Linked DNA regions of Homo sapiens: all the other regions are linked to region 2. A link is a loop called in an ENCODE intact Hi-C map of the cell type or tissue named here. Cell type or tissue: Calu3. All regions are shown on one strand.

Evidence for each region. Peaks named below come from ENCODE experiments on the same cell type or tissue, not always from the same donor. Only the 100,000 strongest peaks of a DNase experiment are listed, where the experiment ranks them.
Region 1: it touches region 2 in a loop (2.4-fold over the local background); 2 of 110 quality-filtered maps call a loop at or near these places.
Region 3: a loop joins it to region 2, with 12 times the contacts of the local background. A loop is called at or near these places in 5 of 110 quality-filtered maps.

Annotation. Positions count from the first base shown.
Region 1 is chr5:121,946,191-121,954,190 of GRCh38, forward strand. No RefSeq gene overlaps it. Among named protein-coding and RNA genes, the nearest start is that of SRFBP1, 12 kb to the right of the region's middle. In Calu3, a CTCF peak has its summit at 3,857; a DNase peak (open chromatin) is centred at 3,831.
Region 2 is chr5:120,681,333-120,689,332 of GRCh38, forward strand. It overlaps PRR16 (proline rich 16), which reads left to right. Exons shown (of 2, transcript NM_001300783.2): 2 at 4,622-5,982. The coding sequence ends at 5,377. Among named protein-coding and RNA genes, the nearest start is that of PRR16, 220 kb to the left of the region's middle. In Calu3, no CTCF peak of the experiment used is centred here; a DNase peak (open chromatin) is centred at 3,879.
Region 3 is chr5:119,938,915-119,946,914 of GRCh38, forward strand. The region is part of intron 1 of LOC105379144 (a long non-coding RNA gene); the gene reads left to right. Among named protein-coding and RNA genes, the nearest start is that of FAM170A, 310 kb to the left of the region's middle. In Calu3, CTCF peaks have their summits at 4,519 and 4,727; no DNase peak of the experiment used is centred here.

The DNA of each region.
Region 1 (8,000 bases), 1.3 Mb after region 2:
ACTATGAAAGGTACCATTCAAGGCAAAAAATAAATAGGAGGAAAAGAGGTAATTTTTATAAAAAATTGGAGCAGTGAGGTCTGCTTTTTATTAAAAAGATTTTCTAAGCTTTATCATAAATATTGTCATTTTTGCAATTACAGTATGATATTATATGGTAACTGGTCATATATAACAATCTACTGCATCAACAGAATGACTTGGATTAATCTGGTATGTCATGTAGCACACATACAGTTAAAATCTAGCATGAAAGGTTAAATAGGAAATTTTGCCCAATATTTCTTAAAAGTGAAATGCTCCATTGTGATGAGATTATTTGGTTTAGTATCACATTACTCTCTGATATCTTTTAAACTTTTTGGGAACAGGGATAATTTGTAGAAAAATCTTGATTTAGGTTAAATATAGGTTTTTAAAACTATTAATGTTGTCCTTTTTATACTTTAATAAGAATGTACAAGGAAATTACTTTAGAAGAAAATGAGCTTCTATTTAAATGTTGAAATATTTGTATGCTGTGAGTTTAAGAAGCCTTTAATTACCTGTAAGTTTTAGAGAACCATCTGCTTTCTATGATTGTAAAAAAAAAAAAACTATGAAAGCATCATTTTAAAGGCTCCCTACAGACTATATTGATTTTCAAGTATATTTAATAAATTATTAATCAAACACAAAAAGTAGAGACATTCCTACATATTGGTGTGTCACGTAACTCCCTAATACCATTATCGTCTTTGTTTTTAAGTCCAAACTTCTGCAGATTTTATCCTCTCCCACAGCCCAGCCCTTGGTACTTCATTGCACTATACAGTTGGTTGTTATGGACATAAACATAGATCAGGGGTTTTCAACCTCAGCACTATTGACATTTGGGCTGGATAATTTTTTGTTGAATTAATAGTGTCCATGTGGCTAGGTCAGGTATGAAAAAGTCTGGTGTGAAGCAACCACTACCTGATGAGGCTCATAGCTTAGATAGTGGTACATGTTGGGAGGCAAGAGAGGAAGCGGTCACTGGCTCAGCCAACACAGTCAAGTCTGTCAATCAATGGCAAAGGACTGGGATGATGATCTTATACTAAAGCGCTCTGAAATCCAGCTTAGTGCCTAGGAGGTCACTGGTGACATTGAGAAGTAGACTTGCAGTAGAGTGGTAACAAGTAGTTACTAAAGTTCAGTGAGCACATTGAGGAATCTCTGTAAAACAATGAAGCAGAGATATCATGCTTGACTATGAACTGGGCAAAATAACAGAGCTTCTCTCTCTTACTCTTCTTCTTACTAGAGAAACAGCATTTGATTTCTTCAAGGAGAGGCTAGGTGACCTGCTAATTTTACCTCTCCAGGCCATATATCTTGCCTCTCTCTTGGTCTTGATGGAGAAGTGGACCAATAAATTTGTTACAAATACTTTATTCCTTGATGGACAAATTAAAAATGTTTTCTCTGAACAGGCTTACATTATAAACCTTAAGTAAAACTATTTATAGTTGAATTTCCAAATAAACAATTTATTGGGGAATAATATACAAGGATTAAAATTGCAATTCAATGCACACAATCCAGAGTAGCTCTTAGATGTGTCTGAAAAACAAAAAGAAAGGTTGGAATTTTATTGAGAAAAAGAGAAAAGTTATGTACGTTGCTTTGAAAGAAAGTTCATTGGCACTAGCAGTGTTGAGCTGAGTGTAGGAGCTTCTGAGCTCTAAGCAGTAAGTGGCAGCAGTTACTATGTAAGATGTAATCTTAAAATGATGTTTTTTTTCTCTTGAATTGCAAAAATAGTTCCTGGAAGGGATTTGGGTGTCCTTCCCCATGGCTTCCCAATTCCATTTTAGTTGGGTATGACAGGAATGTCTCCATTTTGAATAATTAACTTTCACAATATCATTCACTTTACTTTCTTTCAAACTTCTATCTTTATGTTTAAGTATAATGCAGCAAAATTTCCTTTAGAGATTACTCAATCATTTACAGATCCATAAATTTCCAGGTATTCTGAAACCTACTTCTATCAGTCTATTAAGATTCATGTATTTTGTTTTTTGCCTTAAAACACCTTACTTCAGTTTTTTCAAATGTTTAATAACTTAAGAAAACTATCATTTTTTAGGAGGGACGTGTGTAGAAAATATATTTAAGAAATTAAAAAGGTTTTCATTGCTAGGCCTAACAATGTTTTTGGAGATTTTAGGGGTTTATGAAAAATCCTTTGGAAGCTTTATTCTATTTGTGAAATAGTGTGTCTTCTATTACCTAGTTTTATCTAACTAATTTCCTCCAGTGGAAACTTTCTCTTCCTATTCTTCAGCTTCCTATTAAAGTGCTTCCTTCCTTGAAAATGAAACTCAAATTCCACCTCTTGTAGGAAGCATTCTCGTCAAACTGCTTGTTCACTGCCCTGTTAGACTCCAATAGTGCCTCACACTCTTACTACAGTACTTAATGCAGTCTATCTTGGTATTAGAATCATTTAAGTTACTACTCTGTAAGTCCACGGTGGACATGGACAATGTCTTCATCATTTTTGTATCTCCTACTGAACCTAGTACAATACTTTGCAAAATAGACACTCAAAAACGTTTATTAAAATGAATCAAAGCCAATCACTATGTTGAAAAGAATCTGAACTGGGTTTTAATAATGTTTTCTGAACTTAACTTTAAATTATTACAGGCTTTGTTGCAATAATCTTGAGCCTATTTTGGGCTAATTGGCAAATAATTAAAAGAAGTAAATTGTATATGTGAAGGAATGTATAGTTTATAAATTATATTACCTCATTAATTATTGATAATTAATAAATAATTAGATGAATGGGAATTAATGACATGGTGGCTACAAACTATTAATGTAATTTTACATTCATATCATAGAGCTGTTACAAAATTGCTACCAGTGATTTTATGTCAAAAGACTTGGACTGCCCCCTTATTACCTCTATGACCTTAGGTATATTTGTTATTCATAAGACATGAATCCCTCTTATGTACCATGCCTATCTCACAAAGTTACTGTTAAGATCAAATGAAATAATAAAAATAACAGTAAATTATTTAGAGGTAAATATTCATCAAGAACTCTATACTGTGTTTTCATTTAAACATCACAACAATCCTGTGAGATAGATTATCACTCCTATTTTCACAAATAAAGACGCCTTGGCACAGAGATCTTACATAATTTCCCCAAGATCATATAGCTATTAAGACGTAGAATTAGAATTTAGTATCAGATAGTCTGATTCCAGAGCCAAAGCTCTTAGCCAAAATGTTAAATTGCTAAGTACATGTTAGCTCTACCACTTTGAATTTTATAAAACTTGGCTTCATGACATTAACTAGCTACTGAAATTTTTAAGATATAAAATTTCTAGAATAAAACTTTCTTAGATTTCCTAGAGACATAAAGTAACAAATCTAATCAAAATGCTCCATAAAAATTAAAATGCAATTTATGCCAGAAATATGTTAGAAGATTGATTTAGTAAAGCTATTAGCTTAGTGACTTCTGAACTACCTGCCTCTTATACAGTAGCTGTTTACACTCTTCAGTTTGTTATATATTTTTTAAAAACAGAATCTTAAATGAATCCATTAATGTTTCACTTAGACACTTTATTATTGTTTAGTGACTTACTTAAAATCAAAGTTTGAAACCTTAAGGTGTTAATACTAAGCATTAAATAAATACAAGACCTGGTATATCCATCTATTTTCTTTCTAATTCAGAAAATGCTATCACATATCATATTTAGATTGCTTTCCTCAACATCTGCAATTTGGATTACAATGTGCAATTTGGAGAACAACACTGCCACCCAGGGGATAGAGGACTGAAAGTGCAGAGTCAAAATAAAATTTTAGAGCAATGGTACCGGATTGTGGATCAAACACTCAGTTGTGTTGCAATCTGTTGTGAGCTGAATTACTAACACTAGTTCACATGCTAAAGGTTGTAAACAATATGCTATAAAAAAAGATAGGATTCTCAATAATAACTTCTCTTTTATCTATTCATTTAAGTAAAAGAAAAAAATATAGAGCTACATCTACTTTCTTAGTAATGGCCCATAAGTTTCTGACAGCTGCGATACAATAAGAACACATATGGGGAAAATGCCTTAAAAAGAAAAACAACATATCAAAGCAATTAAGGCCTCTAGTAAAGTAGAAAAAAAACCTGAATTTGATTAAATTATTCACCATGAAAAACACCAAATATCATTTTAAGTTGTGAAATGTTAAAGCTCTTCCCATTAAAGTCAGGAAAAAGTAAGGGATATTCACTATCATTGTTATTACTTACACTGTTAATATATTTGTTTGGAAATTCTAATAAATATAATCATCCAAAACAAAATAATTGTTATAAATACTGAAAGAGGTAACTATCTTTCTAATAATATGATTGCAAACTTAAAAATCCTTCTCACTTCCAAAAAATACTTGAAAAGTGATTGGATAACATACACAAAAAAATTCATGATTTATAGTTTGTATCTATATTGGCAATAACCAGCTAAAGTATATGGAAATGAGAGAACATATTCCTTTCACAATTGCAACAACAACTATGAGACTATGTTTTAAATTTTATTCGGTTTAAAAGTTAATAACACATGGTGCAAAATTTATAAGACACAAAAGGAAACATGGTAGAATTTACCTACATTTACCCAGCTCCTGACTTCCCCTATAAAGAACAAAGATACTATACAAACAAGTAATTGTGGTTTGTGTGTGTGTGTGTACACATATCTCCCTCCTAACACACACAAACAATAGCATACTATTGTGTAGTGATACTTGATTTATTCATTATGCAATATATCATGAAAAGCCTTTCATTCCAATAAAGAGCTGATTATTCTTTTTAATGGATTATTAGTCAGTTACAGGTTGATGGACAAGTTCCCTCCAATCTTCTATTATTATAAACACTTATATACTGAATAGCTTTTTACATGCATCAATAATTTCTACCAATGTAATGTTACTATATTTTTCTAGAAGTAGAATTGCTAGTCCAAGGGTAAATGTATTCATTTAAGAGCTTTATTGGCTTAGGATTGACTTGGCAATGCGGGCTCTTTTTTGGTTCCATATGAACTTTAAAGTAGTTTTTTCCAATTCTGTGAAGAAAGTCATTGGTAGCTTGATGGGGATGGCATTGAATCTGTAAATTACCTTGGGCAGTATGGCCATTTTCACGATATTGATTCTTCCTACCCATGAGCATGGAATGTTCTTCCATTTGTTTGTATCCTCTTTTATTTCATTGAGCAATGGTTTGTAGTTCTCCTCGAAGAGGTCCTTCACATCCCTTGTAAGTTGGATTCCTAGGTATTTTATTCTCTTTGAAGCAATTGTGAATGGGAGTTCACTCATGATTTGGCTCTCTGTTTGTCTGTTGTTGGTGTATAAGAATGCTTGTGATTTTTGTACACTGATTTTGTATCCTGAGACTTTGCTGAAGTTGCTTATCAGCTTAAGGAGATTTTGGGCTGAGACGATGGGGTTTTCTAGATAGAACAAAGCTGGAGGCATCACACTACCTGACTTCAAACTATACTACAAGGCTACAGTAACCAAAACAGCATGGTACTGGTACCAAAACAGAGATATAGATCAATGGAACAGAACAGAGCCCTCAGAAATAACGCCGCATACCTACAACTATCTGATCTTCGACAAACCTGAGAAAAACAAGCAATGGGGAAAGGATTCCCTATTTAATAAATGGTGCTGGGAAAACTGGCTAGCCATATGTAGAAAGCTGAAACTGGATCCCTTCCTTACACCTTATACAAAAATCAATTCAAGATGGATTAAAGATTTAAAAGTTAGACCTAAAACCATAAAAACCCTAGAAGAAAACCTAGGCATTACCATTCAGGACATAGGCATGGGCAAGGACTTCATGTCCAAAACACCAAAAGCAATGGCAACAAAAGCCAAAATTGACAAATGGGATCTAATTAAACTAAAGAGCTTCTGCACAGCAAAAGAAACTACCATCAGAGTGAACAGGCAACCTACAACATGGGAGAAAATTTTCGCAACCTACTCATCTGACAAAGGGCTAATATCCAGAATCTACAATGAACTCAAACAAATTTACAAGAAAAAAACAAACAACCCCATCAAAAAGTGGGCAAAGGACATGAACAGACACTTCTCAAAAGAAGACATTTATGCAGCCAAAAAACACATGAAAAAATGCTCATCATCACTGGCCATCAGAGAAATGCAAATCAAAACCACTATGAGATATCATCTCACACCAGTTAGAATGGCAATCATTAAAAAGTCAGGAAACAACAGGTGCTGGAGAGGATGTGGAGAAATAGGAACACTTTTACACTGTTGGTGGGACTGTAAACTAGTTCAACCATTGTGGAAGTCAGTGTGGCGATTCCTCAGGGATCTAGAACTAGAAATACCATTTGACCCAGCCATCCCATTACTGGGTATATACCCAAATGACTATAAATCATGCTGCTATAAAGACACATGCACACGTATGTTTATTGCGGCATTATTCGCAATAGCAAAGACTTGGAACCAACCCAAATGTCCAACAATGATAGACTGGATTAAGAAAATGTGGCACATATACACCATGGAATACTATGCAGCCATAAAAAATGATGAGTTCATGTCCTTTGTAGGGACATGGATGAAACTGGAAACCATCATTCTCAGTAAACTATCGCAAGAACAAAAAACCAAACACCGCATATTCTCACTCATAGGTGGGAATTGAACAATGAGATTACATGGACACAGGAAGGGGAATATCACACTCTGGGGACTGTGGTGGGGTGGGGGGAGGGGGGAGGGATAGCATTGGGAGATATACCTAATGCTAGATGACGAGTTAGTGGGTGCAGCGCACCAGCATGGCACATGTATACATATGTAACTAACCTGCACAATGTGCACATGTACCCTAAAACTTAAAGTATAATAAGAAAAAAGAGCTTTATTGAGCTTTAATTGACACACAATTTACTGCATATATATATATACAAAGTTTGATATATATATGCTTTGATAAGTTTTGACATACGTATCAACTGTGATACCATCACAAATTGATACGATGAACATATCAATTACCATCCAAAACTTCCTCATGACCATTTGCAATTTTTTTTCTGGCATCCTTCTATCCCCTCTCTCTCACTTCTGCAGGCAACCATTGATCTATTTTTGTAACTATACATTAGTTTGCATTTCCTAGAATTTTATATGAATGAAATAATACAGTATGTACTCTTTTTGTCTTGATTCTGCCACCCAGCATAATTATTTTAAAATTCATCCATGTTATAGTGTGTGCCATTGCTTTCTTTTACTGAATGATGTTCGTGTGTGTGCATGTGTGTGTATGTGTATGTGTATCATAGTTTATTCATTTGCCTGTTGAATAAAGTTTTGTATTGTTTTTATCATTTGGCTATTAAAATTAAAACTTCTCTGAACATTTAAGCACAAGAGTCTGTATGTACACGTACTTCCATTTCTCTATTAATCTAGAAGAGAAGGCCTAGGTCATATACTAGAAACTTCTTAAGAAACTCTAAACTGTACCGCGTTACATTCCCACTAGTGATGTTTGAGAGTTCCAGGTACTCCACATCCTACTTGGTATGATCAGACTTTTTATTTTAGCCATTCTAATAGGTATAGAAAGAAATCACATTGTGGTTTTAATTTGCATTTCCCTGATGTCTAACTGTGTCCGGAATTTTTTGTATTTTTAGTAGAGATGGGCTTTCACCGTGTTATCCAGGATGGTCTCGATCTCCTTACCTCGTGATCCGTCCGCCTCGGCCTCCCAAAGTGCTGGGATTACAGGAGTGAGCCACCGCGCCCTGACCCGCAGGGAGGAGGCCGAGGCCTGGAGAGAATTCCAGCGCCGCGCGGGTGGGCCGGCAGTGCTGGGGCACCGGGGCGCACCCTCCGCAGCTGCTGGCCCGGGTGCTAAGC
Region 2 (8,000 bases):
TACACATGCACTTTTGACTTAATAAAGTTAATCAGTATCAGATAGATAATAATTTTCCTCACACACACAACAAAGACAATGAACTTAAATAGTTTAATTCTGATTGTCCTACAGACATGTTCTTTTTCCTAGTATTTAGCTTCACATTTTTCTTACCCTGTCCCAAATTAGTCATTAATATATTATGTTTTGTAATCAATGCATAACTTGACTTACTTGTTTACCAATGCCTTTGTTTATCTATGCTTCTTGCATTCCAGTTCTTCCTTCTGATTATTTACCTTTCACTGAATTTTCATTTATCAATACTTTCAATACTGAGCTATAAGAGCAATACTCTCTCAGTCTTTGTTGTCTAAAAATGTCTATTTCTCTCACTTCTATATCAGTTAAACTATATTAACATTCCCAATTATTTTTCAGTATGAACCTATTCCTAAATTTTCTTGGGACCACTGTTACTTGTGGGAAGATCTGTCAGCTTAATTTTTGTTACTCTATAAATACTTGGTGTTCCCTTTTTTGTGGTTGTAAAACTTTTATCATTGCTTTTCAGTGTTTTCTGGTTTCACTATGGTATGTCTGAGTGAGAGTTTGTTTATATTTTCTTGTTTGAAACTGTGTACTTTAGAGGACACTTCAGTTCTGAAAGTACTAATTCATTGTCTGTTTGAATACTACATCTCTCACTTCTGCAACTCTTTAAAAGAAAAATATGTGGTACTTTATCATATCATCTCAAAGGCTCTCACAGGATAGCTGCTACCTAACTATCCAACCTCATCTCTCACAGTGCCCTTGAGCCAAAACAGTCTTTAAATCACTCACACTCAGGTGATCTCTTCTGTCAGAGGACCTTTATCAGGCTCTTTTCTGAGCAGACTGCTTGAACCACTCTTCTGCCAGTAAGCTCCAACTCATCCTTACAGAATGCTTCACTAACCTTTCTGATGGGGTCTTCCTCTTCTCTTATAACATCTTATATTCTTCAGAGCGCTTGAGCTAGTTGCACTTTTAAAATTACTTGTTTGAAGATCTAGTCAAAGTGAGGCCCTTTCATGGATTGTCTGCTCCATGAAAGCAGTGTTTTGTTTGTTTTTTATTCTCTTGGAATTTTATAGGCACTCAGGAAATAACGTAGAGACTGAAACCAGGTAGGAAGCATAAAACCAGCAGGAACTGAGGTGGCATTTATTCATCTCTGAAAATCAGCTTCACTGCCCTCCTAAAAGACCTGTTTTCTCTCATTTGCTGCAGAATTTACTATGATAAAATGTGTGGGGTAGATAACCTCCAGGTGAAATAGGACAAGGACCCATGAGCCAAGACTGTCTCTCTACCTCTCACATTCTTTAGATAGCCTTTCACTTTAGTTTCTAGACAGAGCTTGAGAATATGCAACCAACTCAGTGGTCATTTATGGATAAATTCTTTCCTTCCCATTTTCTTCTAGAATAACTGAATAAGTTTTGAAGTAACAACCACTTCCAAGAATCAAATTGGAGAGAAAATGCTTTTGCTCACACTTAAACTGAAGAAATAACCCTCGGAGCATTTACTTAACAAATATTTGCTGAGCCCCTAATTAGTACCGGTTGTTATGTTAGGCCTTTAGAATGCAATAGGAAAAATTTTAAGGATGTGTCAGAGTTAACCTGACTAAGAGAAGAAGGAAGAGCATTTCAAGAAGAAATAATGGTTTGTGCAAACATTCTGTGGCAGGAAGCAGACAAGCAATTTTGAGGGCCTAAAGAATACCAGAGAGATTGGGAACAGAAATACAGAGTTGAGGACTGAGAGTTATTTAGGAGCATGAGACAATGACTAGAACTGACTCATACTAGCTAAAAATCAATCATATTTTTTAAAAATTTTGTGAGCTGGTTGGTTGTTAAACACAACAGTTACTAAAAGTGAAACTGGGCTGAAGCGAGTGGATCATGAGGTCAGGCGTTTGAGACCAGCCTGGCCAACATAGTGAAATCCCGTCTCTTTTTGTATTTTGTAAAAATACAAAAAATTAGGTGGGTGTGGTGGTGGCTGCCTGTAATCCCAGCTACTTGGGAGGCTGAGGTGGGAGAATTGCTTGAACCTGGGAGATGGAGGTTGCGGTGAGCTGAGATCGCATCACTGCACTCCAGCCTGGGCGACAGTGTGACACTCCGTCTCAAAAAAAAAAAAAAAAGTGAAACTGTATAAACAAACTAATTACATTAAAAACAAAGGTTTTCTAATTGTTCCCTGTTATTTTTAATTATTTTACTGCAGTTCACTATTATTTGTGCTCCTGAGTTTATTTATGTATAGTACACTTTTTAATTGTATGCTACTGTACATTTATTCCCAACCTCAGGTTCAGTAATGTCACATGACTAACCTGAAATCAACCACAGTGGAATTTTACACAAAACCTTTCAAATGAAGACTTCCTTACACTGCCAAGAGCCAGCTGATAAACACCAGTATTCCATTGAGTGAGACTATGCAGAATCCTGAAGTCTGTTTTCAGAATTGATCTTTATCACAGGAGAAATGAGCAGACATAGAAAGGATTTAAACAGGGAGTTAACAAAAGCACACTTCTGCTTCAAAAAAAAAAAAAACCAAAAAAGTCATTGAGACTACTGAAATGAAAAAAAGCAAAGTGGCTTTGGATAGTCCATACAGTAAATCATAGAGGCTCAGAGTAGGATGACAGAAGTGAAAATGGAGGAAAGTGAATGGATTTAAGATTCGTTATTTAGGAGCTAAAATAGAAGGACTTGTTCTCCTGACCAGAAGGTGAGTGAAAGGGTGATATCAAATAGAGTTTCTGGATTTCTGATTATTCAGATGTGAGGTTTGTGCTGTCATTTGCTAAAATAGAAAATACTAGAAGAAATTTGTTGAATTTACTATATTTGTTGAATGTTTTGAAACTGCTGAGTTTGCAGGCCTTCGAGACATCCAAAGACTGAGCCCTGGTGGCCTTTACCTGCCTGGTGGAATCAATCACTTAAGAGCCTCATGAGGAGGAAGTAAAGTCTATATCCTGTCCAACGTCTAGATGCTTTTGGTGTTTTCATTTTGAGCCCAATCCTGCCACCATGTGACAAAGAGCCAACTTCACAGTTGATTAAACTTAGACCTAAGTAAGAGAGGAGGGAAAAATCTCCATATGGAATAAATGTGATGGAAATGTGTGAAATGAAGGAACTGTCTCCTTACATAAACTATTTTTAAAACAATCCATAACTTTTCCATTCTCATATGTGTATAACAGTGCAGGTATGGTGGCTATGAGAATGGCCTCCAAGACCTCTGAATGCAGAGTGTAAATGACTGAGGACCCTGATGCTGTACTCTGAAAGTCAGCATTTGAGCAGTGACCACACTGCTGCTCCCAGCCAATGACTGAACAGGGCAGAGACAGTAAGGTTGCCCTGTTATGGGAGATGTCAGACTCCCCAGTATCCTTGCCAAAGTCTCCTTAGAACTGCATTGTCTAAGATACTTCCATTCAATGTTCCTATCTTCACAACCTCTCTCCTTAACGTGGGTTCCCACCTGTCTTATGCTCTGATGCCTCTGCCAGCCTTATCTGAGTCCCTGGCTCCTCTGCCTGGTACCTGTAGTAGCCCTTGACTGGTGTGACTTCCTGTCATTCACCCAGTGATAGTAAACATCTGCTTTGTATTAGTTTAGGGTCCTGGGCCCAGATAATTTTCTTTCCCTTTCTCCAAGGCGAGACAGCTTTTGCTTCTACCCTCTCTCAGAAGCAAAATATCTTTGCCTGTGTCTTACAGGTTGGAGGGTTTCTTGCTACTGCACCAGTAAAGGTTCTGCTTTATAAGGGAGAACAGTCTGAGAAGTAAATGGGGTTTTGTGCCTGTGTGCCCACCAGGGGCTCTCTTCCATCTCTTTCCTCCTCTCAGCATGAGAGGTCTGTGTAAAGGAGGCCATGAGTGAGTACAGATGATACTGTGTCTGAGACTCCCAAGGATTCTAAATTGTCATAATAGCACATATTCAACCTTTAATTAGTCATCAAAGTTTTAGTTGCTTTCTTCATTCACTCTGATGGTTGCTGCCTTTTTTTCCTGTGATTTTCTAAAGGTTGAACAGTTGATGTTTTCTGTATATCCTCAGAGGGCTTGAAACTCTCAACAGTTGAGTTCATTTGGTTGCCTTGTGAGGTCAAGTCTCTGTTGGTCTCAAGAAAATTATGATTTTGCAGATTATCTTTTTTTTTAATTTCAAGATTGGAAGCAATGTTCTCCTACAGCTTTCTGCATGTTAAGCAGAAGGGAAATGCCCTCTGATTATTTTTAAAAATCAGTTATATTCCTGCATCAGGTTTCATATTTTATGGGTGGGTATATCAGAGTCAGAAATAGAATGTATATATAAATCATATGTTATGTTCTAAGCATGTTAAATTATATTATCATACAGTTGGTCCTCTGTGTGATGGTCACTATTCTGTAAATTTATTGACTGAAAACATCAAGCAGCAATGGAATGTTCAGTTCAATATCAGTTAAGGCTTCCATAGCAGATTTCCCCTAGACAAAAATAAATTGTTTCTAGTATACTTTGTTTGGGTCATTCTTCAAAACAATTACCTTGTCCTTTCCACTAGGTGGTTGACCAGATTGACACCCTGACCTCTGACCTACAGCTGGAGGATGAGATGACTGACAGCTCCAAAACGGACACGCTGAATAGTAGCTCAAGTGGCACAACAGCCTCCAGCCTAGAGAAGATCAAAGTGCAGGCTAATGCACCGCTTATTAAACCCCCAGCACACCCGTCTGCTATCCTCACGGTCCTGAGAAAGCCAAACCCTCCACCACCTCCTCCAAGGTTGACACCTGTGAAGTGTGAAGACCCCAAAAGGGTGGTTCCAACTGCCAATCCTGTAAAAACCAATGGCACCCTTCTACGAAATGGAGGCTTACCAGGTGGACCTAACAAAATTCCAAATGGAGATATCTGCTGCATACCCAACAGTAACTTGGACAAGGCTCCAGTCCAGCTTCTGATGCATAGACCTGAAAAAGACAGATGTCCCCAGGCAGGGCCTCGAGAACGAGTTCGGTTTAATGAAAAAGTACAGTACCATGGCTATTGTCCTGACTGTGATACCCGGTATAACATAAAAAACAGGGAGGTCCACTTACACAGTGAACCTGTCCACCCACCGGGAAAGATTCCTCACCAAGGCCCTCCCCTCCCTCCTACACCCCATCTCCCTCCTTTCCCACTAGAAAATGGGGGAATGGGAATAAGCCACAGTAACAGCTTCCCCCCTATCAGACCTGCAACTGTGCCTCCTCCCACTGCACCAAAACCACAGAAGACGATCTTGAGGAAGTCAACCACTACAACCGTGTGATGTATGCCATTAAAAAAATTGTTTTTTTAATTTTCTATATTATAAACATAAAATAAGTAATGAGCACTTTCTACTCAAGCAATAAAAAGCCCAAATATATTAATCCTGCATTCAGCAAAGTGGCATAAAAATCACCTGGTAAGTATGCAGCACATTGCTTATATCCTGGGTATGCATTATTTTAAATGTTGTATCATTAAAAACCTCAGAATGATGAAAAATATGAATGATGCATTGTTTTTGCAATTGACCTATGACAAACTGTGAACCTGCAGATTTCACCTATTTTGATTTACTATAAGAGCTGGGATTTGATTCATTTTATTTATGCCTAAGTCATCTATGCATTAACATGTCATATTCTTAACTTTGATCTAATGCTTTTTACTAGGAAATTTTAATACTGAAGGACTATTTTATTATTTTTTTCTAAAGATGTTTGTCACTAGTTTTTCATTATTAAATGCTGAGGCCAATACCAAGAAGTTTATTTTCTATATTATACAATTATGAATTACATGCTCAGCTATATATGTAATAAAATACTTTGGTCTGTGGAAATATTGTTAAATCAATAAACAATAGTAAATAATGACAAAAGCAAATGTTCCTCAGAATTAAAATGAAGTAGTGGTTCATTTAATCTCACTTAACATTCCTCAATATGGGCAGCAAATCTGACAGAGTTTGGAGAAGTTACAGTGAGTGTATATCAGAATTTTCTAAATGAAATATCATATTCCACATCATAAATCAAAATCTACACACTACATATTTTATACTTCCATTTGGTACTTCAAGAGCCTTCTGTTGAACTCTCCCTATGTTGCCAAGCCCTCCTCATACTCAGCATTCTTCCAGGATGTACCCTAAACTATTACATTGAGGCTGTAGGGTGTTTTGCCTCCTGCATTAGCAAGCTCTCTGCCTCCCCAAGTGGACCCACATTTATAGGAGAATTATAGGGGGATATCTGAATGCTTCTGGTATCAGGATGTGTTCAGCATTTGGCGTAAGTTTTTCCCCCTCAGAGTTGAAAGATACCATGGGCCGTTGCTGTCTTCTAAAAGAAAGAGAAGAAATCTTTCCTTCTAACATCAAATAAAAATCCTCCTCTTCCGTCTTATCTACCAACTTAACAAACTTTACCCACCCATGGTCCAAATTTAACTTCCAATTTTATTAATTTCAACTGATGAGATATTTTGTCCTGGAGCTGGAAATGAGTTTCTCTCCCCTAGAGTTATGATGAGGACAGGTTCCTGAAAACAAAATTGGTTCATTAGTGGTAAGAGTAGAGGGAGTCATCTTTTGTGGAAATGTATTTATGGCATAACTTGATAAAGAATCCAATGACTTTTATGAATAGTTGGCTTTTGATCTCAAAACTGTAATCTTTGCACAGGCAGATAGCCTTCAATCGTATTTCTTTCCTGCCTTTTTCAAGCTAGATCATGGTAATTTGAATAGTGTTTTTGACAGCTTCCTATTAAAAATGATTATATATTTTAGATGGAATACAAAAAGAAAATAGGCCTTATTTTTTGAAGGAACAATCAAATGAGTAAAAAACAGAATGTCATGTTAAATATTTACTCAGCATGCGTTATGTTTCATAGGTGTTGGACATGAAGATAATGAAAGCAAAATAATCCGACTTACAATAATCAGAAAGTTACAAAACAGATCCATAATCAAGAAAGACCATAATCTAAAATTTGTTATCTGTATTATTAATATGTTTAATAGATATGAGCCAGGTAAATTATAGACTTATTAAATACCAAAATAATGTGTTCTTAACTTTTTAATGCATGCATTTAGTCTTGATATAAATAAAGCCAGGGTTTTATCATATTTCTAGGGTTAAATAATTACTTCCTTTCACATGTCTATCAAAAGCTAGACCGTTCAATATTATAAACAGTTGTAGAAGACATGCAGTTTTCTTTCTTCAACTCATCTTTCCTCTTCCACCAGTTACTGTGACCTAATAATCACCCTATAGTTTAAGACTGTGACACTTTTCGATGTCGGGGATCCAAGCCCGATCCCAAGGTAGAGCTTTCTAGCAACCACACATCACCTACAGAACAGATAATTTCCTTGCGATAAAGCAAGATGAATAAATTTAATCGTTCAAGCTGGTTGAGTAAGGATATTGAGCCAGACACCTAGAAACAATCTCAGTGTTCCAAATCCGTTTCTCTTTCTCTAAGTATAGGCAAAGCTTCTCCATGAAAGACCATATTTTTCTGTGTGATTGGTGACATATACCAAAACTACACTTGTTTTTATTCAACACATAAATAACTAACTAACTACTGGCTTAGAAATGTGAGTTAAATACCATCCCCCAAATGTTATAGTTTTGACCTTGCTAATAAGGACCTTACTCTTTTATGACAGTTTATTTATAATCAACATTTAATGTTAGATTACAGCACTCTTAGGACTTATTTTGAATTTATTTACTCCATGCTATTTCATTTTTTATTAATGCATGGAATATATTGTACCAATATGTTTTCTTGCCCAAGTGATAATATTGCCACATTCACTGGAACTTAGTTATATTTTTGCATATATACAAACTTGTAAAACAGAAAGCAATTAACATACA
Region 3 (8,000 bases), 740 kb before region 2:
ATAGCTAGTCTTGTTGCAAAGTCTTTTCTTACTCTCTGCTCTACTCAAAAGAGATAAACTTGTGGGTCATGCAATAAGTGGATCAAAGCAATATTCCCATGTGCAGTGTATTCTACCTCAAAAATGGACTCAAGTCCACCAAATGCTTTGCCACTTTTGCAATGGTAGGAGGCATGGCTTGAATAATTTTCTGCTTTTCTTTATGAGGGGTATTTTGGCATTCTCCAGTCAAGTGGATCAATACACAATTCACTGATAAGTCAGGCTCATGAATCTTCATAGTGTTTAATCTCAGACCCTCTAGCTTGTAAGCACTAGGGCATATAAATTACTTGACATTTGTTGCTCACTACATCCAATTAGCTTGATATCATTAACATAATGGATCAACCTGATGTTTTGAGGAATATCAAGTCAGTCAAGATCCCTATAGACTATGTTATGATAGAAAACATGAGAGTTAATATAGGTTTGTGGCAAAACAGTGAATGTGTACTGCTTTTGCCTTGAAAAAACAAACTGGTATTGATTATCTCTACCAATGGGTAGGAAAGTAAGCATTAGCTCAATTAATAGCTGTATGCTGATCACCAGGTGCTGCATTAAACGTTTTCGTAAAAATTCCACATCCTGCATTGTAGCTTTGCTTGGTTGACTGAGGCTACTAGTTGATTATATTTATGCTAGTTCATTATCTACTCAAAGTACTTTTTTTCAGGGACAAAATACAATAACTATAAGATGATTTGATTGAGACTATCACTCCTACATCCTCTAAGCTTTAATAGTAGCTCTAATCTTTGAAAGTATGCTCAAGATGCAGTTTTGTTTTTGATTTATTCTTTTGGCTCCAGTACAGAAAGTGGTTTTGGGGCCAGATACATAGAGTATTCATTCCAATTAGATATGTGGGGACTAGTATATGATTACAAAGTGAGTCCTTAGACCTGTTGGGCCTATTGTGAGACAAAATTGAACAAAAACTCCATTTATTACCCATCCTCTATAAACCTAATACATGATGTGAAGAAGCATGATGACATTTTGAGTGCTTTGGTACCAGTGCTAGCTCAGTCCTGTGGCATGTAGTTCTGTGTCTACAAGTCTGTCTCTACAGACTCACCATACAGAGGTTACCTGGGAAATTTCAAGAACATAAGCCCGAGATTGAAGTTATTTGAAAAACCTGGAGAATGTCTTACTTTTTCCGGTGTTGGAAAATCTCCCTTTGTCTTCTGGTGCTTCTCTTAGAAGCAAAGCTATTGACTGATAGTATTGCCTGACAGTAGCTCTTTAAGATAGTATTGAGTGAGAGCTATTGCCTGACAGTAGCTCTTTCAGACTGTTTGTCACATAGCCATGTTATTCTCTAATTGTGTAGGCTAGAATTTTTTCTGTCTTGGTGGCACCTTATAGCTACTGTTGGATTACTAAGAATAACATTTTATTTTGACTATTTCTGCATGTCCTGAACTTAGAACTGAGTGCCTTTCTTCTTGCCATGACTTCTTGGTTTGAGCCCACTCATTTTCTTATTCTTTTATTTGCCATTCCAGCAACCTCTTCACTGGTAGCATCAATCAAAGATGGAAACTAATAAAAACTATAGTCCTGAAATGTGCCTTTCACTTTCTCTCCCTACTTCAACTTCTACCATTAGCCTCTTTCTTTTGGGTGTATCTGGAGACTAAGCCACTTTTATAGGCATTCAACACAGCATTGGTTTGGGGTCTTTTAAAGATTTCATTATGCATAAAATTCACATATTGATATAATGTTAACTCAAAAGATTATAATATATTGTGAGTCCGAAAGAAGAATCATTTACGTAAGATGCAGTTTGATATTGTCTTTGACATTCTCCATTTTCAGGAAAGTTATTTTGCCTCCTAGACCTCTTTTTAAAAATCATCTTACTTAATTGATTATTTTCAGAATAAAATTAATATATTTTGAAAAATTAATTTTATTTTAAACAGAACCATGTATTGTGATACTGAGGATGTTTTGATTAGGGTTACTAAGTCTCAAAATAATACAAAACAAAGATAAATACTCAGATTCCGTTAACATTCATATAATGTCTTTCATTAACTTAGCTCATTATTATTATTTCTAATGATTATTTTTACTTAGTGAACTTGAACAGGGTTTTTTTGTCTGTTAAATAAAAGTGATACCTGTCTCCCAGGTGTACTGGGGAATTTAAATGTAAAATCGCTGAGCGCATTAAACAGCATGCCATAAGATTTCAGTATATGTTATCTTCCTGTTTCTCTCCCTCTTCCCCCTTAATATCCAAAATGAGATCATCAATCCTGAGAGCTATTGTCTTAACTACTCAGCTTATGTTACCAGATAGTTGCATAAGGAATTTGATGATGGACTGAAAGGCATGATTGTGAAGCCATTAAAATAAATCCCCAAATGTGCAAAATAGAAAGCAGAAGAGAGAGAAGGGAGAACTAAATTATTTCATCAATGGATCATGTTATCTGTGTGATTGGGAGTCAAGTTTATTTCTTTATAATATTATAGACAGTTCATTAAGCCTCTTTCTTTCTGTTCTGCTAGACTATTCACTATTAGGCTCATAAAGTCACTACCAGAGCTTTCTAATTTTTTTCCAAAAGTGTTTTTGCAGCCAGCCTTTTTATTCTATCTACATTAATAACAAATTTAGTTTCCCTGAAGCAGTTCTTCCATATACAATTCTCGCCCACCCAAACATTTATTGGTCCTCCATTCCCAACAGAATAAAATCTAAATAAGTTAGCCTCAAGACCCTCCTAGAACATCCTAGTGATGTCTACCTTGTATTTGCTTCTCTAGATCCATTCTCCACTCTTTTTCAGTTACTCTTTGGCTCTGGGTGACTGATCTGCATAAACTCCATCAATGAGACCTCCAGTGGGAAATAGAAACAAAGGAAGAGGGTCAGGTCAGGGAATTTATTTACCCAGCTTCCTCTTTTCTACAAAAAGTCATGCATCTTGTCAGGCACCCCACTCCCCAAGGCTCTCTCCTTCTGGGGTCTGGAAATTCCCACACCTCACTCCATCCTTCAGGATGAGGGGTGGAAGTGGTTTTTCCTAGCACTGGAATACTGCCATATTCTTGTGGCTTTCCTACACTCTGCACATACCTTTGTAAATGTTCCCTGTATCAAAACTCAACTCGAATAACCCAATTTCAATGTACCATCTGTTGCCTGGCTGTTATACCTCCCAAATTTATCTCATGCCATACACTCTTTTCTTTAAAGGCAGATGGTTTATTTATTGCAGGCATAGTGGTTCAGAGCACCCAATTTGGAATGATAAAGTATTGGGTTTGAATTCTGATTTTGCTACTTATCAGTTCAAAGGCTTTGGTCAAGTTATTCAGCTTCTCTGAGTCACAGTCTCTTCATCTATAAGACAGGAATAATAATAGTAGTCACCTTAAAGAGTTATTGTGAAAAATAAAAAAGTTTATAGATCTTTAATAAAACAGATGCTGAAGAAATATGGTTTTGGCCATGAATGTTTCTTGAGCATGTATACCTCATGATTTTTGCTGCCACATCTCTTTTGCTATTTTCCCCTCCACTTAAGTTTATCAGTTTTAGGTCTAATTAAGAACCTAGTTATTCTATAATCTCTTGTGTTTCTCAATTTTTATGACTCTTGCTCCCTGGAACTCTCCTTTGTGTTTTGATTTGTATAGGTCTCCTCTCCCTAATTACATTGTTAACAATCTGATGACAAAACTTTTCATTTCCTTGTATCACCTCTAACTAGCTCAGTGTTGGGAACATAGCAGCAGCTTAACAAATATTTGCTTGGTTATTTAATTTTAATCATTTAATTTCAATTAAGGCAGGTCAATTTTATAATGCAATTAATTTCAATTAAGGTAGATAGGCAAACTGCATAATGCAAATCTCCAGAATCGATTTTTTGATTATCACAGTGCCCATTTCAGGGTAGGTACTTATTTAATATTTGATGATTTTTGGTAATTATTATACAGATAAATTATCTGTAATATCATCTAAGTGCCTCACTGATTACTGTGTAGACATAACCTATACCTGTAATGAGATCCTTTTTATTAGCTATCAAAGGTTAATGATCTAAGCAGGTTAAAAAACACAAAAAGGAAATAGTATTAATGTCAATATATTTGTTATTAATTCTTTTGTCATCTTTTAAATATACCAGATTGTAGTCTCATTAGAATACTAGAACTTTGTTATATTTTATATTGTACTCACTGTGGAGTACTTATGGGTCACTCAAATAACATTAAACTACCGAAGGGCTCAAACACAAGAATCAACTTTAGTTTCTTGTGAGCAGTGTAACTTACCACCTCTCTTTAAATATTGCATTTAATCTTGTCTTAATAAAAAAATTAAATAAAGTTATAGCCTGTAGGTGGCATTTGAGTCCACTAATCACTGTCCTGTGCTTATCTTGAATCTTTATATTGGTGATTCCAGTACAGCAGCATGTCTGTAACTAGTGTTGGCTTCTCAGTATGATGATGAAGTTTAGTGATATCTTAGACCATAAGCTACTATAAAAAATCCTCATTGAATCTTGCCAGATTCCTGTTGGAATGCGGCAACTCCCCAAACTTCTGTCCTGTTAGTAGAAATGAAGTATAGTACAAAAAAGCAATGAGGCCTGCCTGACTGATGTACATGTCCCTGACAGTGATCTTGGTGGTGTTTCATGGGAATTAAATGTAAGTTGATTGTGAACAGTGAGTTAGCTGATGATTAGAAAGAGTTGGGGTTGGTTTCTTTAGAGGCTAAGAGCACAATAAGATGAGTCTTGTTTGGTTTTTGATGTAACACATTAAGAGATTTAGGACTTTTAGAATTAGGATATTAATTGTCCTAATCACCCAAGGTAATATTTTTAAGCAATTGTCCTAATCACCCAAGGCAATTGCTTAAAAATATTACCTTCTCCTAATTGTCCTTATCACCCAAGGTAATATTTTTAAGCAAAAGTAAATGAAAAAGTAAAAATTAAAAGATGTATTTATGTGCTGAATGACTTTATGAAGATAGTTTATTTTGTTCTTTTTATTGACATGACTTATTTTCTTCTCATACATAGCCTTTATATGAAAGAGGATGAGAGATGCCCATTTTGGAGTATTTATAGGCCTCCAAAATAAAGTTAAAGTATAGGGGCCCAAGTACAAAAACCAGCTTTAGTATCTGGTAAGCAGTATAACTTACCACCCTTATTTAAATGTTGCCTTTAATTGTTTTGAATCTTGAACCTAAAAATCCTCAGTCAGTCTTTTACCTACTTTTTAGATTCATACAAGATGTAAAAAAGAGTCTTTGGGCAAACTCACTGTTCATTTACTTTCTGTCGTATTCACATGTACACCACTAAAATCCCTTCTTGGAAGTTGGGGAGAAGTGGGTTCATGTATAATACCCTTCCCTCTTCACCTCTCTACCTGTCAGTGTAGAAATATTGCAGGTACTCACAAGTATGGATATTGTCTGCTTTTGTCTAATCCACTGGTACTTGTGCTGTTTTGAATATAATCTTTGGGTTGTATTGAATGCAGAAAATGATTGCTTTTTAAAGATCCTTCATAATTGGAACCTTAGATATTTAGATCAAAATCAGTATAATATTAATCTATCCAGTTTACTCTCAAACTGTCAAACACTTAGTTTGTCTTTGTTTTTTTGGTACCAACAATATGAATTACATTACTATTAGTTGATAAGGTTTTTCAGGTAAACAATTTGAATAAATATATGAGTTTTCAATTTCTGATGATATAGTGGTCCAAAGACCCTTAACAAACCTTTCACTTCAAAATAATTAGAACATTGAAAAAACATTAGCAAATATATTAAATTTTTTTTTTTACTTTGAAGTTCAGGGGTACATGTGCAGGTTTGTTACATAGGTAAACTTGAGTCATGGGAGTTTGTTGTATAGATTATTTCATCACCAAGCTATTAATCCTGGTACTCATTAGTTATTTTTCATTATCCTCTCCCTCTTCCCACCTTCCACTCTCTGAAAGGCCCCAGTGTGTGTTGTTCCCCTGTATGTGTCCATGTGTTCTCATTATTTAGCTCTCACTTATAAGTGAGAACATGTGGTACTTGGTTTTCTGTTTCTTTGTTAGTTTGCGAAGGATAATGGCCTCCAGCTCCATCCATGTCCCTGCAAAGGACATGATTTCATTCTTTTTTATGGCTGCATAGTATTCCATGGTGTATTGAGCTGACAAGAAAATAAGGAAAATATTCAGAGACTAAAAACAGAATGTAAGCAGAAGTTCAGAAAGTTCAGCAAGCACAGAATAGCTGGCCATACTGGGGCAATTATCAATTAATGATAACTCTGAAGATCCATTTTCAGAGGTTGGGGAAAAGAATGTAAACCCGGCCTGCATAAGTTAGGGAAACTGAAAGAAGATTATTCCCCAGAGCCAGGACCCAAAAAGCTATATCCTCAGTAGAAGAAGACATTCACCCACCAATGGAGGTAGGAAGGACACTCCCTTGTTTCAACCATGATGGTGTAGAAAGAAGAAAGTTTGTAACTCAAATCCTGTCCCCACATGAATTTATGGCCCAAATTCACACTCTCAATCTGGAAACATTCAACTTCATCTAAAACTTTATTTGAGGTGATATTTGATTAGGAGTATAGCTGAAGAGCTGACAGAAACAAGAACAGATTCTTTAGTAAAGAATGCAATTTCAATCCAGGCTATAATATTTGCCAAAATGAAAGTCTACCTGAAATTTTGAACAGAAAAAATCTACAGTAACAGTTGGAAACCTCAATACCCCATTCTCAGCATTGGACAGAACATCTAGAGAGAAAATTAACAGAGAAACATTGGATTTAAACTGCAGGTTAGATTAAATGGATGTAACAGACATTTACAGAGCATTTCATTCAACAGCTGCAGAATATGCTTACTTATAAGCACATGGGACATTCTCCAGGATAGACCATATGTTAGACCACAAAACAAGCTTCAACAAATTTTTTAAAATTGAAATCATGTCAAGCATCTTCTCATACCACAATGGAATAAAACTAGAAATCAAAAACAAGAGGAAGTTTAAAAACTGTACAAATACATGGAAATTAAACAATGTGCTCCTGAATGAGCACTGTGTCCATGAAGAAATTAGGAAGATGAAAAAATTTCTTGAAACAAATGAAAATGTAAATACAATGTACCAAAACTTATGGGATACAGCAAAAGCAGTGGTAAGAAGGAAGTTTACTACAATAAATACCTACTTCAAAAAAGTAGAAAGATTTCAAATAAACAACCTAAGGAACCTGAAGGAACTAGGAAAGTAAGAATAAATGAAACTCAGGAATTAGTAGAAATAAAGAAATAATAAAGGTCAAGAAGCAGTAAATGAAATAGACACTAAAAAGAAACACAAATAAATAAAATAAATGAAATTAAAAAGTTATTCATTTGAACAGGTAAACAAAATTGATAAACTCCTAGCTGGACTAAGCAGGAAAAGAGAGTAGACCCAAATAAGTAAAATCAGAAATGAGAAAGGAATTATTACAACTGATACCACAGAAGTACAAAAGATCATCAGAGACCATCATGATAAACTACACACTAACATTAGAAAACCAAGAGGAAATGGATAAATAAAATCCAAGATTGATACAAGAGGACAGAGAAAACTTGAACAAGACTAATAACCAGTAAGGAGTTGGATTCGGAAGTAAAAGATCTCCCAACAAAGACAAACTCAGGACAGGATGGCTTTAGTGCTGAATTCTACCAAACTTGTAAAGAAGAACTAACACCAAATCTTTTCAAGTGATTCCAAAAAATAAAAAATGAGAGAATTCATTCTAACTCATTCTATGAGGCCGGCATTAGCTTGATACCAAAACCAGAGAAGGACACAACAACAAAAAAAGAAAATTACAGGCCACCATCCTTGACAAACATAGATGCCAATATCCTCAACA